Regions from separate parts of the Mus musculus genome. Here region 1 is linked to region 2. Evidence: chromatin loops called from intact Hi-C (ENCODE). Cell type or tissue: heart. All regions are shown on one strand. Each heading gives the region's core, and the rest is flanking DNA. Links, peaks and the distances in the headings are about the cores only. Region 1 overlaps Thada (thyroid adenoma associated). Region 2 overlaps Thada (thyroid adenoma associated).

Evidence for each region. Peaks named below come from ENCODE experiments on the same cell type or tissue, not always from the same donor. Only the 100,000 strongest peaks of a DNase experiment are listed, where the experiment ranks them.
Region 1: it touches region 2 in a loop (1.9-fold over the local background); 5 of 42 quality-filtered maps call a loop at or near these places.

The regions. Positions count from the first base shown.
Region 1 is chr17:84,353,382-84,362,873 of GRCm38, reverse strand. The region is part of intron 26 of Thada (thyroid adenoma associated); the gene reads left to right. Among named protein-coding and RNA genes, the nearest start is that of Gm24722, 33 kb to the left of the region's middle. In heart, for the core only: a CTCF peak has its summit at 3,443 (motif pointing right); no DNase peak of the experiment used is centred there.
Region 2 is chr17:84,268,310-84,277,801 of GRCm38, reverse strand. Thada (thyroid adenoma associated) reads left to right here. Exons shown (of 38, transcript NM_183021.3): 30 at 4,978-5,096. Among named protein-coding and RNA genes, the nearest start is that of Gm24492, 15 kb to the left of the region's middle. In heart, for the core only: no CTCF peak of the experiment used is centred there; DNase peaks (open chromatin) are centred at 2,591, 3,431 and 5,041; H3K27ac peaks cover 4,408 bases.

The DNA of each region.
Region 1 (9,492 bases), core at 388-8,387, 85 kb before region 2:
CTAGTTTTCTTCGGCAGGTGATGCCGTAGGTCGGGTTCTGTCTTGACAGTGATTCCTGCTGGCAGGGCTGCTGCTCATGGTCGTCACTGACTTGTCCAGGGCTAGCACTTGACGGACAGCACAGAGCCGCCATCCCGCAGCAGGAGCTGCCTTTCCTTTCGTTTGGTCTTACGAGTTTGAGGAAGATGTGTATTTTGCCAAGTCGGAACTTTGAAGACAGCAGTGTTTAACTCATCTGATCTGAAAATTACTCGTAAAGTGACTGCTTATGCCAAACGCAAAGCCAGGTCTGACTAGTGAATGGCCTACTGTGACTGGCACAGCCTGCTGTAGGCTTCAGAAAGACTATTTACACCCGTCTGGGAAGGATTTTATAAACCATTGTAGCCTTGTGCACACAGCGAGCAGTCTTTCATACTTACAGAGCACCTATGACACTGCTATAGATGTTCATTCATTAGTTTTTTGTTTCAGTTTTTTTTCCCCTTCTTGGAGCTAGGTTTAGTTGGAGGCTCATAGGAAGCCATGATAAGCAATCATAAGATATTTGACTTTGTTTTTCGAGACAGGTTCTCTTGTCGTCCAGGCTGGCCTGGAAGCCTTGATCTTCTTGCCTCTTTAACTTACTCTCAACTCAAGTGTGCACCACAGCACTAGCCTTCTTATTAGTCTGCGTTCAGTGTCTGCTCGGGTTTCTCTTAGTGGACCATCAGCTCCTGGAAGGTGGGAAGTTGTCCCCTTCGTCGTTGTGCCTGGTTCAGCTCAGAAGTTTGATGTATAAATGAGGGTCTTCAAGCAAGCCTGTAAGTGTTGCGGTGAGGGCACTGGACGTGTGTGCCCTCATCTGAACTGGTAGGGAAAGAATAGGAGTCACACCTTTGCAGAGTGTGGGATAAAAATATGCCAAATGAAATAGAGCAGCTTAGGATGAGTGGGGGACCTTGCCAGCCAAGCTTGAGGGCATAGGAGCAAGGCAAGTGTTTGAAAGTGTGGACTTAAGAGGATCAGGTTTGCTTTAGATGATCATTTTGGCAACTGAATGGAGACACACTGTAACTGGATTGGAACTCAAAGCTGCAACTGGGAGATCAGTGTGTTTACCTGAGTGGTTTTGCTGCTTAGAACAGTATAGACTTTTGGAAGTCAGGATTTGGGATTTCATATACCAGCAGTTTGTTTGTTTTTTTTTATTAAGAGTCAGTGTAAATAAGTTTTTTTTTTACAGTAGAACTTTTCATTTAGCTAAAGAAGGACTTACTAAACTACTTGGTTAGGGTAGTTTCATGAAGTGAAGGATATTTCATCATAGAAACATACCTGAGTTTAAAAACTGTTAGCTATTTAATTTTTTAAACATTTTATCTTTGTCTTGCGTGCGTTCGTGTGTGCATGTGTGTGTGCGCGTGTGTGTGCGTGTGTGTGTGTGCGTGCGTGTGTGTGCATGTGTGTGTGCGTGTGTGTGTGTGTGTGTGTGTGTGTGTGTGTGTGTGTGTGTGTGTGTGTTTATGTGTGCATGAGCACCTGTCTGTTTATCTGTCCTTTCTGATGTGTTACCTTGTTTGACCCCAGTGTTAACTAGAAAGGTTGGGTAGATGAATGGTTATTCCTGTTAAATAGAATGGGAAACTAGATTCAGAAGTTGAGTGGCTTAACTACATCACATATCTGATGAATAGCAGAACTGAAACCACCATTCAGTATTTGGGCATATTGTTTTGGTTTTGCTCACAATTTCGGGGAATAAAGGAAAAAGGAAAAGAAACCATAACCTCATTAGGAGTCATATTTTTTTTTTTTTTTGGTTTGTTTGTTTGTTTGTTTTTTGAGACAGGGTTTCTCTGTGCAGCCCTGGCTGTCCTGGAACTCACTTTGTAGCCCAGGCTGGCCTCAAACTCAGAAATCCGCCTGCCTCTGCCTCCCGACTGCTGGGATTAAAGGCGTGCGCCACCACGCCCGGCTCTTTTCGAAAACTTTTAAGAGTGATACATTAAATTGTTTCGGGGTAAAGTCAGCTGGTGGTCAGCCCATTGTGATTATAAAATGATGTAAGAATGGTTTTCTTTTCCAAGGATGAAGTAAATATGTATTGTAGTATTTGCACCTTTTTATATGCTTGTTCAGGAATCGAAGTGTGGATTTACTATTAGAATGGACTCATCAAAAGGAATGCACAGGTATACCAGTGTACAAGCAGCATTGAATGCATGCAGTACCATGGTTGTCTCCTTTAGTCACTGGGTCTGTGTGACTTTCTATGTCTGTTTGTGTCTCTGTGTGTCTGTCTGTGTCACTGTGTGTCTGTGTCTATGCTGTCTCTCTGTATATTTGTGTCTGTGTCTCTGTGTCTTTCTGTGTGTGTCTCTGTGTGTGTGTGTTGATATGTATGTATGTGTGCATGTATGTATGTATGTATGTATGTATGTATGTATGTATCTGTAGTTCTATAAGTGTCAACTATATCTCATTTGGTAGCTTCCTCTTTTTTTTCCCCTTTGGCACTTAATATGTTCAGTGTTGAGTAAAACAATTTAGTGTTTGATCCCTGAAAATTATAGGTGTTAATTTTTTCACAGTGCTATATAAAATTTTATGACAAATTCACATTTTAATCATTTTTTCTGGTTCTGTATGTTATGTATTTTGAAAAGCTATCTATACTGTAAAAACAAGTGAGTTGTGTTCTCTGAACTGCTGGACCCTGGTACATTGGCCTTCATGATAATTTATATTACTATCTGTTTTCTTCCTTTCATCTTCTCTTCAAAGTAGGGAGGCAGGGGAAGAGGCCTAGGCGCGGGATCCAAGGCCAAAGAGCACTGGTTTATAATCTGTGGAGAAGAACAAAGTTAGATTTGTGGATGTGTTCTCTCTGTTCTCACAGAAGCTCCACTGAGCAGCCGTGACTCGTCCATCTTAAGAAAACCAGATGGGTGGGCGCCTGGCAAGGCTGGGCAGATGGCTCCAGTCCTGCTGCAGTGGTCGCTTACTCCTGCATGCTGGCTGCTGCTGCTGCTGCAGTGGGAGCTTACTTCTGCACGCTGGCCTTCTCTCAGGCTTTTCTCCCTTTCCACAGATGCCTTCTCCATTACTGTCCCAATACAGATGAAAAGTAGGGAACACGGTTTCAGATTTTTATTCCTTGGCTAGTAGCAGCCTTTTCTAAAATAAAATTTTCACATTACTTATAAAAATTGCCACTAGAATAGGCTTAATATAGACAGATATATAATATAGACAGACAGATATATAATATAGACAGATATAATGCTTGAGCTGCCTTAGTTTCATGGCATGTTATTAGATTTTCCTGAGCTCATAGCGTTTTCTTTTCTTTTCTTTTCTTTTTTTTAAAAGATTTATTTATTATATGTAAGTACACTGTAGCTGTCTTCAGACACTCCAGAAGAGGGCGCCAGATCTTGTTACAGATGGTTGTGAGCCACCATGTGGTTGCCGGAAATTGAACTCAGGACCTCTGGAAGAGCAGTCTGTGCTCTTAACCGCTGAGCCATCCCTCCAGCCCCTCATAGCGTTTTTTTATGAAATATAATTATTTAATGAGGATGGATGTTTTGCTTCATATTTGTGAGTTTTGAATGTTTTTTAATAATTGGAATATTTCTAGACTTAGGATATTTAGCAGGCAGTGGCTTTGTAAGGTTGGGTATAATGACTCACTGACCTCCGAGCGTCCTGAGTCTCTGTGGAAGAGTAAGTGGCTGTGCACAGTACTTTTGACATGCATGCAGCTGCACTACCAGATGACAGTGAGTGCCAGTGATGCTCAGTAACAAGTCATGACGTCAGCATGGCCATTGGGACCACAAGGCACAGTATGCGAGCACTGGGTCTCTGCACGGGCTTCTTGCCTCCCTCCTCTTAGTCCTCCATTTCTTTGAAATCATGGCCAGTTTGGGCTGGGGGATGAAAAAAAATAACACTTAAATTTGTACTTAGAATAGGTGTTCTTTAGAGTTACATAGCAGATAATTTATGTAGACAAGTGTAGACTAGAATAAAATATAACTTTTAATAAATAACCTTACACCATGCTGCTTATTCAGGTGGTCTTCATGTGGGTCCTTTGGTGGTTGCTAACCTGCTTTCTGGCTTATACTTGCTACTCTATAGCATTTAGTGTTTCTGTTTCTAACCGACAATTACTTTGTCTGCTTTGGACTGTGAAGAGGGAGTTGGGGGATGGACAGGGTACCTCCATGTAGATAAGTTAGGAGGAAATAAGTCCTATAATAATACTGACAATACTTTCAGTTAAAATTAACAATGATAGGAGAAAAGAATAAATCAAGAAAGTAATTCATTGGAAATATACATAGAGGTCAGGGACCAAAAGGCAACAGAGCAAGATGATTTTTTTCCTTTGAGTCTTTCCTCCCATCTTTGTTGAGCCAGAATGACCAGAAGTCATGATTTTCTTGCCTTGGCCTCCTGAGTGCTAGGATTAAGGTAGGTGCCACCATGCATGCCTCTCGAGAGTGAGAGTCTTAAAGCAGCAGTGTGAACATCAGAAAGGGAAGGAGATTTCACAACATTTCATGCATGCAAACGTTTAATATGGTGACAAAGGCAGAGGGAGAGAATTCCGAGAGGTTAAAATAGAAAGGTGGGGGAGCAAAAAATGAAGTCATTATTCCAGTTGATTCGACATCTGGATTAAGAATTCAGAAAGGAGAATGAAATGACAAGAAATTATGATAGATACAGCACAAGAAAATCTAGAACCTTTGGAATATGCGTCCTAACACAGTACGGGAAAGGCAGTGCACACACACCAAGGCCCTGATATTTAGAGTTGATGATGGTCGCCAGCGAGGAAACCACCAACAGTTTACATACTGGGAAGGAAGCATTGCACAGCAGCAGCCGTAGAAGTGAGTGGAGTGGGGTAGGGAGGGAATGACTCAGCTGTGAGGGGTACTTGTTCTTGCAGTGGACCCAAGCTTGGCTCCCAGCACCCACGTGGTGGCTCACAACCACATAACTCTGCTTCTTTAGGATCCCAGGCCACTTTCTGGTCAACGTGGGCATCAGCCATGCATATAGTACACAGACATACGGACAGATAGAACACATGGGAATAATTATTTTAATTGAAAAGAAAATAATAGAACAATATCTTTAAAATTCCAGGGATATATAATTTTATTCCCATTTTCCATATTTGGCTAAAATTATTAACCAAAATTGAAGATTAAAAAATGTATTTTTATTTTTAAAAATGTGTGTTTTAAGTAAGGACAAGGAAGAAAATATTTTTTTCATTCAGCTTTTGAGTCAAAAGCATCTAAACATTGATTGAAAACATCAGTTTGCAAACAGCATTGGTTAACTGGTTTGTGTTTGTCATTCCTTCAGAACACCGGAAGACAGTATATGTACAGTTTGTACAAGTGTGTATAGGATCTCTATGATAAGCAAGATTGGATGTTTTGCTATGTATTTCTTACCTTTTTAAAAATGGGCAAATAATAGTTGTAGTTAATAGAAAATTAGGGGAAGAGAAAAGAAACCTGATTTATTCTTTTATTTAAAAAATTGTAGGAACTGCACGGTTTACCTGTCCCTCTCTGGGCGCTGTGATAGGGAGCTGAAGAGAAAGCACTGCCCGGCCTTTGAGGGACTTGGGCCTGGTTATTTGGGAAAACAGACACGGAAGGAAATGGGAACAGAATGGCTCCAGTCAGATAAAGAATGTCCAAAGCCAGGCTCTGCAGGATCTCAATGGGCAGGCAGGCTGCTTTGGGGCCAAGATGGTTTTCTAGGATCCACAGAGGTGGCAGCCTGATTTCAGAGCACTTTCAAAACTCAACTTTCATGAGAAGAGCAAACCCAAGACTCTGACCTGAGAATGTCTAATTTAATACATGTTATTAGCATTTCAACAGAAACTGCTCTACTTCCCGCTGCCAGTTGCAGGAGCCAGGGGTTAAATGTTTTCGGGGGTTTTGTTTTTTCCCATAAATAATAATAATAACAACAATGAGCTATACTTATTCCAGACTATTTTTCTGGCTATTCAAAAAACAAGTGGCTTAGATGCCCAACAATGTTCTTTCTGCAAGTCTGCCAAACACTGGCTTTTCCCTTTAGTCTGGGATCTAGCTAATCTGTGGAACATTATCCTATGTTTTGAGAGCTTACCGACAGGTGTTGTGTGGGGAGACTGAATTCTCTGGACTGAGATAGACAGCACTAAGCAGGAACTTGGTTAATTCTGTGGAGAGGAGACTCATACTGTATACTGAATACTCGGAGTTCCCTTTCACTTAGTAGTTGGGAACTAACTCCGCAGACATCACATCCCACTAGGTATGGACAACATCGAAGTAGAGTAGCATTTACCCAGTGTGTTTGTTTGTTTGTTTCCTTGCTTTGTTTGTAAATAAATCTTGGTCTTTGAATCCCCAGACTTTTTTTCAAGTGTCCTGGGGGAAATGAAGCACCGAGCCTGATTAAGAGCAAACGCATGCTCCTGGCCTCATTCTGATCTAATGTGTGTGAAAGTTAGAAGTTTGGGGGGAAACAAGTTGCAAGGCCTTCTCTTAGGAGCAAAAGGAGGCCAGGCTGAGGACCGCCTTCACACCCCTCCTTTCAGCAGAACAGCTGTGCTTTGTTTTAGTGTGGTAATTCGTGCTGCCATGATAGCATGCACACAACAGGTTTTACCATCTCTACCATTTGTTAGTGCACAGCTGAGTGATTGATAGAAGCCTCTTTCTTTTACTCTCAGCATTCCTTGGTTGTCTGTAGGCTTTTTATGATTTCTCTTTTATAATCCAAACAATTTCAGCCCCTAACACTGCTTTTTTAAAAAGAGACAAGGTCACCGTGTCGCCCAGGAGGATTGGAATCTCTGACCCTCCTGGCTCTACTTCCCAAGTGCTGGAAAATAGCACTTCCACCCAAGCTTAGTCAGTGCGGGAAGTGAACCAGCTGAGGTACATCCCAGCACTTGAGAGGCAGAGGCAGGAGGATCTCAGTGAGTGTGAAGCTAGTCTGACAGTGAGTTACAATCTCAAAAAAAGGTATAAATTTTAAAAGATTATGAAAGGAACCAAAATTTTGTACTTGTTACAAATCTCATTCCAAAGTGAAGAAAACTAAAATGCAAAAACAAAGTTTTTGGTTATTTTTTTAAGAAAAGTGAGGTCATAAAGTTCAATAGTGCTCGCTTTCTTAGCTGCCAATGCAGCTTTCTGCCTGGCATGCATTTCTTGATGTGACTTAGGTCTTTTTTGATGCCTTTTCATTTCTTCTTTCCCCATTCTCCAACTGCTTCTGTCATCTGTTTTTATATATTTAACTTTTTACTGGCTCTTTGTGATTGCCACATCCTGCATCCCAATCCCACTCACCTTCCTGTCCTCTTGCACCTGCCCTCCACCCTGGACCTGGCCCTGCCAGCTCAGTCGGGCTACCGGTTCTCCAGCTTGGGAATGAGGATTAAAAAGAAAAAAGACAGAGGACATTATAGCAACGCCTTAGTCCATTCTGAGACTTTCCCAATCCACTTTTTATACCATTTTAATTACATGCAAGTATTACAATGAGTAGTACAATGAGGAATCAAGCAAGACAATAGTCAAGGAACAGGCAAGACGATAAACACAAAGCCCCATGATCACTCCGCTGATAGCTGTTTCAAAGGATGATCAAAATATCTGAGCCTACTTCTTTGTTCTACCTTAAACTTAGATTCTTACTTCCTTGTCCTTGGCCAATGTCAGATGACTGCCTGAAGCCCATTTCCTTGTCATTGGCCAAAGTCAGATTCCTGCCAGGTGGCACCCCAAAATGCTCTCCACACTTCAGCATTGCCCTGGCTAGCTCACCCAGTGCCTCAGTCTGCAAAGGACACAGAGCCAGGTCTACCACTCTCATGCCCTCTGGCCATTTCACCCATTCCCAAACCAGCAGAGCCAGCTCTATTGTGCTACCGAGGTAAGGTGCAATGAGGGCCTTCTCTTCCTCATGCTGTTGTAGATGTGGGGCTGGCAGCTCTCCCACCTGCCGTAGGTGGCAAGGGATGAGGGGGTTGGTAAGGAGGGCTTCTCGCCCTCACCCATACTACTGCATGGAAGACAGGTGTCAGTGCCAGCCCTCCCAATGCTCACAGCCTTGGGCCAGCTCACCTGCAATCCCCACAACCAGTACCAGCTCTACTGTGCTGCTCAGAAGCAAGTGAGGGCACCTTTCATCAATCCCTGCACAATGGGTTGTCAGGATAAGAAGCTTGCTTTTGTTTTGTTTTGTTTGTTTTGTTCTTAGAATATTCTGATTTTTCCCTCCCTTTTTTGGTGACAGTATCTTGAAATGTACTCTGGTTGTGAAGTCAGGGTTCTTCTTTGTCCCCATGTGTGGTGCAAGTCCTGGAAAGTGTCATCACCTCAAGGTCTCCTTATTTTTTTTTTCCTTTTTTTAAAGAATTACTTACTTATTTAAGTATATGAGTACACTGTAACTGTCTTCAGATACACCAGAAGAGGGCGTCTTTTAAGTCATAGTTCTACACATCAGGGTTCTTGGTTGATGGTTTTGTTTCAGCTACCACTCTGACTTCCAGAATATCTGCTGAGAAGTCTGTTGGCTCTGCCTCAGGCTCCTGTGGGGTGAAGGCCTGCTTCCCTTTCACGGCGTCTGCTCTCTTCATGTTGATGAGAGCATGCGTAGGGTGTAGCTTGCTGCTTCTCCGTCCCTAGAGTCTGCTGAGCTTCTTCTATGCTGATATTCACTTCTATTCAGACTTAAGGATTTTGCATAAGTTTCCCTTGGTCCCTATCCTTGCCCCTTTCTCCCTTTTCGTTAGAAGCTGATGGTGTTAATGGTGGTCTCCTTGGTGCTGCCCCATGGGCCCCATAGGCTCAGCCAGTGTTTTTCAAATCTTGTTTCTGTTCCTCTGACACAGTCTGTCAGTTGTCCTGTGTGCACTGTGAGCAGTATTCTCCTTTTCCTGTCAGTGAAATTTCCACTTTACTCTCTTTTTTGGCTCTAGAATTTTTTTCCTTATTTGTTTTTCTCTCTGTAGTAATATGTTTTGTTAATGCACACACACACATTTTTTACTTTTTCTGAGTCTTTCTTTAATTCCTCAAACATCTTTAAGACATTTGTTTAAACAGCTTTGTCTAGCAAGTCCACCCATATTGGTCTTTCACAGGGACAGTTTTTGTCTTTTTTTCCACTGTGAATGAGTAATACTTTCAGATTCTTTGTGTGCCCTCATGCCTTTTCTTTCTGTTCAAAACTGTATACTTTAGTCTAGTGTAAGTCCAGCATTTGATCCTCCCTGGCCCCTAGAGCTGCTGGGTGGACTGGTGTTTTGATTGTTGAAAACTGTCTGTGCTCTAGGAATCAGCCTAAGGTAAACAAATTATTTTCAAGTCTTTTAAAGCATGAGCCTTCTCAGGGTATGTGGGCTTACTTTCATAGTGTTTACACACACACACACACACACACACACACACACACACA
Region 2 (9,492 bases), core at 663-8,662:
CTGCTGTGCCTAGAGGCAAACTATCCTCTGCTCTAAGGTTAATAGATACACAGAGCGCTGTCTCGGTCTCAAAAGATTTGCTGTTTTGTGCAGTAAATGACTGACTAAAGAAACCATCACATAGATGCTCCCTACCCCACATCTCAGTAAATGAGATGAGAATCCAGACTGATGCAGTCCCCGCCCACCACTCTCAGACGGCTGGGGCTGCCCTTCTGATCATGATCCTAAGGTAGCCCAGCTTCCCAAGTTAACAATATCTTTTTGATGTCCAACTTCTTTTTTCCAGCTGTCACCCTACTTGGCAGCCCAAGAAGGGCTTTCCCACGTAAGTGTTCCTCTCTACTCACCACACTAGAGTTCAGCTGTGGTTCTTAGAGGGTACCACAAGATCAGAGTGTGTCCTGGTCAGAAACCTAGAGGAGTCACTCACACTCATGCCCTCTCTGCCTACCCTTTGATGTCACACCTTTCATACATTCTTGTACTTTGTAAATATTTCATTTTGGTTTTGATGTCCCAAAGTTGAGAAAAATGAGCAGTGACAAATGGCATTAATATGCCCTTAGCAGTAGTGAGCAGTAAGTAGCTCCTCCCATTCAGCTATGAATGGGTCACTTGTGACTTGTTAGGTCCACTACAAGTGGACCTTCTGAGTTTCAAAAGAAGTTGAAAATAGGGATGATGCTGATATGATGCCCCCCAGCTTCTAAATGTTTTTACAGAAGCACTCATAGCCCACGTGCTAATAGTCTTTAGCCCCTGGTTCAACACATCACCTCTTAACTGGACTTCTGGCATGATCCTGGACCCCCTGTCTTATCTGAAGCAGCCCTTGATATCTCCCTGCAAGTTACAGCTCCCATCCCCGCAGTCTTTCCTTTGAAGAGGGCTCTGCTGGCCACATGACAGGATCAATTCCATCACATTGCCAGTGAGGTCTTCCTCATCCTGACCCACACACCATGCTGATCTCTGACCAGTCCCAGTACATTTTTTAAATTAGGATCTACTTTAAGACAATGGTAGATTTATGAAAATATTGTGTTGGTAGTACAAAGATTCCCATGTATATTCCTTTCCTCTCCCCTAACTTTCTCCTACTATTAGTGTTTTTATTAGTGTGGTTCATTGTTAAAATTAGCCAACCACCATTGAATAGTAAACACCTTTTAAAGATTTTTTTTTAATTGTATGTAGATATGTGAGTGCACATGTGTCCATATGTGTGTGTGTGTGTGTGTGTGTGTATGTAATAAACATTATATATCTCTCTAGTCACAGATTGCAGAGATCTCTCTGTTCCCATTAGCTCCTCCTGAAGGCTCAATCACTGTCAGTTGCAGTCTAAAGATATTAAAGTTCAAACTGGTTGTGCTGGCACTTGCCTTTAAATTCAGCCCTGTGGAGGCAGAGGCAGGGACATCTCTGAGTTTGAGGCCAGCCTGGCCTATAGAGTAAGTCCCAGAGAAACCCTGTCTCAAAAATCCAAAAAAAAGGGGGGGGGGAGTTCCAAAATTGAAGTAAATAAATTTAAGTAATTTTTATTATAGTATATTGTTGTTTTCTGTTTTATTTCGCTTTTGTTGTGATTAGTTTGAAAGTTAAACTTTTTATAGATGTGTATATGTATAGAGGAAAAATACACTTACGTAAGGTTTATATTAACCAAGGTTTCAGGTACCCACCAGTGCCTTGGAATGTGTCCTACAGAGAGGGCCACTGAGCTGACAATATGATTCAGCCAAGCCAGGAAAAAGTACTTGTCATGCGAGTTTAACAATTTAAGTTCCATCACTAGAACTGATCCCCAAAATATGTTCCTTGACCTCTACACATGTGCCATCACACACACACTAGAATAATAATTGAAAAGACGGAGGAGACTACTGTCTTACTCTATTTAACATGAGGAAACAGAGGTTAACTTGGTTGATCTAAAGATATACATAGGTAGTCCCTTGGTTTACAACCATGTTTGCCCTCAGAGTGTGTACCATGTGATTGGAGTCTTACTATTTGTCTAACCTTGCAGTCTCCATCACATCAGGAGTCAAGGGAATAGAGGAGAAAGGTATCTTCCAGCCACGTGTCAGCCCTGAACACAAAGGTGGTACCTACCTAAGTGTACAGGCTCCAGGCGGGACTGTATCCTGAGACAGCTCCTGTCAGTAGAGACACTAAACCCCAGCATATGGTCGGTCCACTCAGTGCTGCTGAGCTCCTACCATGTACTGGACTCACAAACAGCAGATCATGGGAAGCCAGGCAGGTGATGTCAGTGGCATGCAGCATCAGGGAGGCTGCTGGGTTCTCACATCTCTAATCCTCATGACTAGAACCCAAACTGGGGGAGCAGGAGAAAGAGGCAGGAGGGAGGGAGCAGCCCTGCTGCTTGGTCTCTGCTGCAGTTACCAGGGCACTATCTGGTAATAACACTTGCTTAATAAGTATTTGTGGACTGGATATTTGAATGCTGTTGTACACTTGGGCCCCTAAACTGGCAGTATGCTTGTCAGCACTTTGGTGTGTCTGATGAGTCCTGCTCCTTCACTGGCCTGGCAGCTCAAACTTCTCTATGATTACTGTTTGCAAGTCATCCCAGGCCTGGGTTTAACCACACTCAGTACCAGCACTGTAGGCAAATGCGGAAGGAGAGAAAAGTGGCCTTGTGTCTGCCAACCCAAGAACCGAGAGACAAGTGGCTCTTTCCATCCAGACCTCCCTGAGCGTCACACTCAATGATTATCTCATTTGTCTTGAGTCCTTCAAATGTCATGTGAGGATGGTTGTGCATTCAAATCTTTTCATTAATATTTCTCAGAAATACTAATCTATTTCATGTTTGTTTGCAAGCCTCTCCATCTGCTTTGTCTCCTTTCCTTCCCTGCTCTGTTCTCCTCTGCTTCTCTAACAAGTGCTCGGCTCGGTTTGTACTGCACTGCCTCTTATACTTGCTTATGTCTACCAGGTTTGCCTACATGCCCCTCTGTGTACATTGGTCAGGTACAGACATATCACTCTCTGTCCTTGGTGAGTTACTGGGATTGCAGTTGTTGTCTGGTGTGTGCCCAGGGTGACAGAATTGATGGGCCTGTAGGCTGACATTCATAAGCCAGAACTACCAAGCATTTCAAAAACAGTCTTGTTTTTGCCAAGCAAGGTGAGCAAATCCAGGCCAGGGCTTAAACATCCACAGGGGGTTATTTCTAAAGTGATTGCTTCTAAATGAGAAGCATTTGAAACCTCACAGCTCTCTTGACAAGTAAATTCCACAGCCGTGTGTTTTGCTGGTGTCTGCTGATTAATTACAGCGCTGTGACACATGAAAGCCCTGGTGGTTGGTTTAGTGCAGCTGTGGAGAAAAGAAAGCAAGGCCTAGTGACTTTGCCAGCTCTTTTGGGACAGTGGGGATTGAGACCAAGGGAGGTATTTTTCCCTCTGGCAGTCACCGCATAGGAACAGAAGCCCCGGCCAGCCCAGTTCTCCAGGCTCTATGCCGGGTGGTTTGGTCCCTGCAGGCTGTGGTGAGGCAGCAGCATCTGATCTGTGCTCCTGAAAGAGCAGGTCCTTTGTTAGAGAAAGCGCTTCAGTGTGCATACAGGGGCTGGGCCCACACTCCCATAGACTCACCCTTCCAAGAAACAGTAGACTAGGCATGGTGACATACACCTGTAATTCCAGTATTCAGGAGGCAGGAGGATCAACTGGTTCAAGGCCATCCTTAGCTACATTGGGAGTTTGAGACCACCCTGGGCTACTTGAGTTCTTATCTAAAAAAGGGCAGAGCAGGGAGAGAATCTTGACCTGTGACTCCAGCTGTAGTCCCAAGGCACATGTGTAAATGCCCAAGAATATAAAGGGGCCTCTTCAGCAGTTGACTCTGGAATACTCCCACAGTAACATCTTCATGGCAAAGCAGGGAAGAAGGTCTGAAAGAATTTGCTCTGACAGGTGACTACCATGACCCTAAATGGGTTCATCTGAGCATTCAGTTGACCTGTGTAGACAAACAGCAAGAGGCCCTTATAGCTTGCTTTTTTCACTTGGCAATGTAAAAATATTTGCTATTATTATCACTTAAGACTGAGGCACAGCCTGGGAGGTGGTACCATAAGTAAAGTACTTGCACTTATCCCAAGAGCCCACATAAAGCCACATGTGGCAGCTTGTGTGCCAGCCCTGCTGGCAGAGGATACAACAGAAAAGAAAAGGGAAAACATTTTAAATTTCTTATGTGTTTATTGGCACTTTGTTTCCTTCATCCTTATATGCTTATGTAGGTGACCAACCAAACAAAGGAATTGTGTGCCATTGAGGCTTTCAGGCCAGAGAACCCTCTGTCTCATTCATTGTTCCCCAAAGATCTGTGCTCCTCACAGGGGCACAGTGGTCTAGATTGTGTGGCCAAACAGTGCCACCATCATACATATAAACACTTGAGAGACATCAGGCTCTGATCTTTCTGCTTTTAATTCCTGGTATATAACTGTCATGTAAGTGTCAAGTGTATGCCACATCTGACTGCTGTCCCTTCTGACTGCTAAGGAAAAGTTTCAGAGATTTGTTTACAGACAGTACTGCCTGCTTCTACACAGGTGTGTTGTGCTGTTCCTATCTCATTGGCCCACACTGCCTTATGAACCCAAGTATATGTCTAAGCCACACAGACTCATAGTTCCTTCCTGTGCAGACTTGGAGTGTAGTTTCTTGTAAGATTGCTGACATAAAGGTAATTCCACTTCTTGTTTCTACCTAAGAAGCTCTCGAGGCTGATGATTATGTGGTCACGGTGATCCTTGGTCTAGGGAATTGTGGGAGTGACCCAGAGCATGGGTTTGTGTGGCCCAACCCTGGGCTGCCCCCAGCCCCCCAGCCTGTTTTCTTGTGGAGACAGAGTTCGTTTCCTTTGAGGAACCATTTTGAAGAAATCTCATTTTCACAGCCAAGTATTGTTTTTCCTCTTTTCTGGTTCAGGTTTTTCATCTGTTACAAGCCTACATTACAGACTGCAGACACAGAACAAATGCAGATTTCCTGCAAGAGCTGAGTGATGTCACTGCTTGTACCAAAGCCAAACTCTGGCTGGCCATGAGGTATGTAAAAGCCCACGTGAATGAGGAGACAGCACTGGGTGAGTGGTGTTAGAGGGTTGCTCTTTCAAGTTGTGAGGAGGTTTCAGTCGTTTCCAGACTTTTTGGAGTATTTTAGACCTTTGCATTGTGGTGAAAAAGTATTTCTTGACAATTTTTCTAAAATTGCTAAGCGTTGGTGCTAGGAGTTTAATATATTTCAATAGTCAGATGTTGCTTACCCTCGCCAAGACCCCAACACTGTTAGCTGGTCTGCATTGTACAAACCCTTGGGTGCTTGAAGGCACTGAAGAGAAGGTAGAACATGCATGGAAGAGGGAACTGAAGTTTGCCAGGATTCGATGGGTAGTCGGCTTATGTCAGCAAAAGTGGAGGGGACCTTTTTTATTTTTTTTTCATTTTTTTCTTTTCTTTATTTCTTTCTTTCTTTTTCTTTTTTTTCTTTCTTTCTTTTTTTTTTCTTTCTGTTTTGCCAGTCTTACATGTGCTTGTTCTGGAACTTAGAATATAAAGTGATGTGAAGAGTAAAAACAACCTTCCATTTTATCATGTGTAGAGAAAACTCTTAACACTGTGTGCAAAATCTTTGGATCCCCAGATATTGGTAGAACAGTGTCTCTTCAAGGCTCCTGTAGGAGTTAACTTTAGCAAAGGTAGTTAAGAAGAGGCCAGTTGTGGGCAGTGGTGCGTGCCTTTAATCACAACACTCAAGAGACAGGCAGGCGGATCTCTATAAATTTGAAGCTAGCCTAGCCTGCAAAGTGATTCCAGGACAGCCAGGGCTTTCTTATACAGAGAAACCTGTCTGGGGGGTTGGGGGGGAGAGAAAGAAGAGGCCAGTAGTACTTAAGACAGCCCTGTGAAATGATGCCATAACCCTCCATGAGGTAGAGGAAACTGGGCAGGTCACACTGAAAGTGTGGCGAGCCACTGGTGGCTGTCCACCACGGCGGGTGTGGTGATAGGGTGTGTAGTGACTGTCTCAGGCCATACTTAACTGTGGGCGTGCTCACTGGTTGGGTCCTCTTTGTCTAAAGTGCCACTGAGGTTATGGAAGCTGCTCAGTGGTTTCCCTAAGTGTGAGATTGCTTGCCTTCTGTGTAGCCCATTGCCTTCAGCCTCCCTAAGACACACTTCCAGAGAACAGAGGCCTGGGGTCGCATTTGTGCCTTGTCTTTACAGATCTTCCAGCTGTTGTTCTGGGGTCAGGAAATGGAGGCTCTCCAAGAATTGTCTGCTGAAAATCATTTTTAGCCATACCCTCGTCGGGAGTTAAGCCGTGGCTCTGAAGCTTGTATAGGGAAGAGTCTCTGTCCCTTTTGCTCAGGCGCACCAGAAGTCCTTAGGCCATTCCTTCTTGGTGCATGAGAAAGAAGATGGAGGGACAGGCCAGACTTTGACGGGCACAGTTTGTTCAGTGCCTGGAGGTGGCTGAGAAGTCTTAGTTCTACACAGCCACTCTTCAGCTGGAGAGGGTCTTCCTACCTTGGCAGACATCCTCCATGGTCCCTGTCACTGTTGTCCAATCAACCTTGTCATTGTGAGCATCCCTCCACCCCCTTCTGAGGTTTTTTCCTCTGATTTCTTTAGCCTTAGCCTAGAAAATACAGCCCTGAGTCACATGAGCTCACTGGGTTCTGCCTCCTTGCCCAGAGCACAGGAAAGCCACAGTTGTGCTTCCTACAGTCAGCTCTCTTATCCAAGTGTGAACTTCCCACTCAGTAGGTGGCTCCTAATGCCAGGCCTCCTCTTGCTCCCCAACATACGGTTTTTACAAGTATTAATCAGGGTGTGTTCGAGCCTAGGGTAGAGTTTGGGAGGAAATCGTGCTGCAGAAGCTGAGGATATTCCAGAGCTTTGCAGGAGCCATTCTGTATTACCCACATTATTGAGGAATGCCACAGGCTGAGTTGGAAACCGTAGAACTCCATGTAGGTAATGAAAATATCACCTGTCCTGGGCCTGCCTTGTCTCTGAGGGCCTCTTGCTGTGGAAAATGTTTGTCTACACAGGTCAACTGAATGCTCAGATGAACCCATTTAGGGTCATGGTAGTTGCCTATCAGAGCAAAACCTTTCTGACTTTCTTCCCTGCTTTGCCATGAAGATGTTACTGTGGGAGTATTCCAGAGTCAACTGCTGAAGAGGCCCCTTTATATTCCTGGGCATTTACATATGAAAGATAAATGTGCCTTGGACTTACTGAGGCCTCTCTGTAGCTTTCTAATGTAACCTATGAGAAATTACTGTTGCCAAGAAAAGAAACTTAGTTGCTGGGCAGTGGTGCAGCCTTTAATCCCAGCACTTGGGAGGCAGAGGCAGGCAGATTTCTGAGTTTGAGGCCAGCCTGGTCTACAGAGTGAGTTCCAGGACAGCCAGGGCTACACAGAGAAACCCTGTCTCAAAAAAAAAAAAAAAAAAAAAAAAAAGGAAGGAAGAAACAACAAACAGTTTGTTTCGGTTCTGGCAGTAACACATTTTTCCTCCTGTAGTTTATTCAATCCTTGAGTTCATTCAGTCCAGTGAGCTCGAGGGTTTAGGGCACGAGCCATTTATCTGTCCTTTTGTTCCAAAAGGTTTCTTTTAAAAAAAAAAAAAAATTATGGGAGCTACAGATAATCAAGTGAATTTTAAAATTTGAACTCTGAAGTTAAAAGCATACAGACTTTTGTCATACATTTGTGTTTATACTTTACAAGATTAATCAGGGTTTATTTATATGAGCTGGTTGAGCAACGTTGTTGGGGACTTTTCCATGATAAATGGCTGGGTGGGAATGTGGTTTGAATAAAGAACATGGCATTTGCTCTTGCAGGCTGCTTTTCATTCCAGGATGTCAGGAGTCTTATGGAAATCAGCTCATTAATCCTTCCTGTCCTCCCTTCTCCCTTTCTCAGCCTTCCCTTCTCAGTCCAGTTCTTTCCTCTGGTATGAGGGCAGCGGTTACCAGATCCCGGTGTGAGGGCAGCGGTTACCAGATCCCCGTGTGAGGGCAGCGGTTACCAGATCCCGGTGTGAGGGCAGCAGTTACCAGATCCCCGTGTGAGGGCAGCGGTTACCAGATCCCCGTGTGAGGGCAGCGGTTACCAGATCCCGGTGTGAGGGCAGCGGTTACCAGATCCCCGTGTGAGGGCAGCGGTTACCAGATCCCCGTGTGAGGGCAGCGGTTACCAGATCCCCGTGTGAGGGCAGCGGTTACCAGATCCCCGTGTGAGGGCAGCGGTTACCAGATCCCGGTGTGAGGGCAGCGGTTACCAGATCCCGGTGTGAGGGCAGCGGTTACCAGATCCCGGTGTGAGGGCAGCGGTTACCAGATCCCCGTGTGAGGGCAGCGGTTACCAGATCCCCGTGTGAGGGCAGCGGTTACCAGATCCCCGTGTGAGGGCAGCGGTTACCAGATCCCCGTGTGAGGGCAGCGGTTACCAGATCCCCGTGTGAGGGCAGCGGTTACCAGATCCCGGTGTGAGGGCAGCGGTTACCAGATCCCGGTGTGAGGGCAGCATTTACCAGATCCCGGTGTGAGGGCAGCGGTTACCAGATCCCGGTGTGAGGGCAGCATTTACCAGATCCCGGTGTGAGGGCAGCATTTACCAGATCCCCGTGTGAGGGCAGCATTTACCAGATCCCGGTGTGAGGGCAGCGGTTACCAGATCCCCGTGTGAGGGCAGCGGTTACCAGATCCCGGTGTGAGGGCAGCGGTTACCAGATCCCGGTGTGAGGGCAGCGGTTACCAGATCCCCGTGTGAGGGCAGCGGTTACCAGATCCCCGTGTGAGGGCAGCGGTTACCAGATCCCGGTGTGAGGGCAGCAGTTACCAGATCCCGGTGGGGTGGAAATCTTGCCCAGGTCAGGAAGCAAGTGAGATTCAGAATGAGCCCCGTCCTGGGAAGGGATGTCACAACATTGTCTAGGGATGTCACAACATTGTCTAGGGATGTCACAACATTGTCTAGGGATGTCACAACATTGTCTAGGGATGCCACAACAGGGTGCAGTCCAGGCCCCTTGGATGGTCCTCCTGCTGCGCTTGCTGTCTTCAGGCTGCAGCTCTGCTGTCCTAGCAGTCACAGGCTCCACCCTAACAGAAAGAACTTTGAAAAGCTCTCTCAAGCAGGACTCAGAGGAAACGGCTTGTTTACCTTGGCTGTGACTTGGGATTACAATTATATTGGGCTTCAGTTTTTTCAGAAGTGGTTTGTTATCTTGTGTTTCCCTCAGCCATAAAAGAGTAAATATGTATTGGATGTTCCTTTTAGAAAACTTGATGACATAAACCATGTGTGTGGGTACACGTGTGTTAATCCTACTACTTAGGGGTACGGAGACAAAGGGGCTGTTGCAAATTTCAGACCAGTCTGAGCTACTCAGTGAAACAGTTTCAAAAAAACAAACCAAACTGA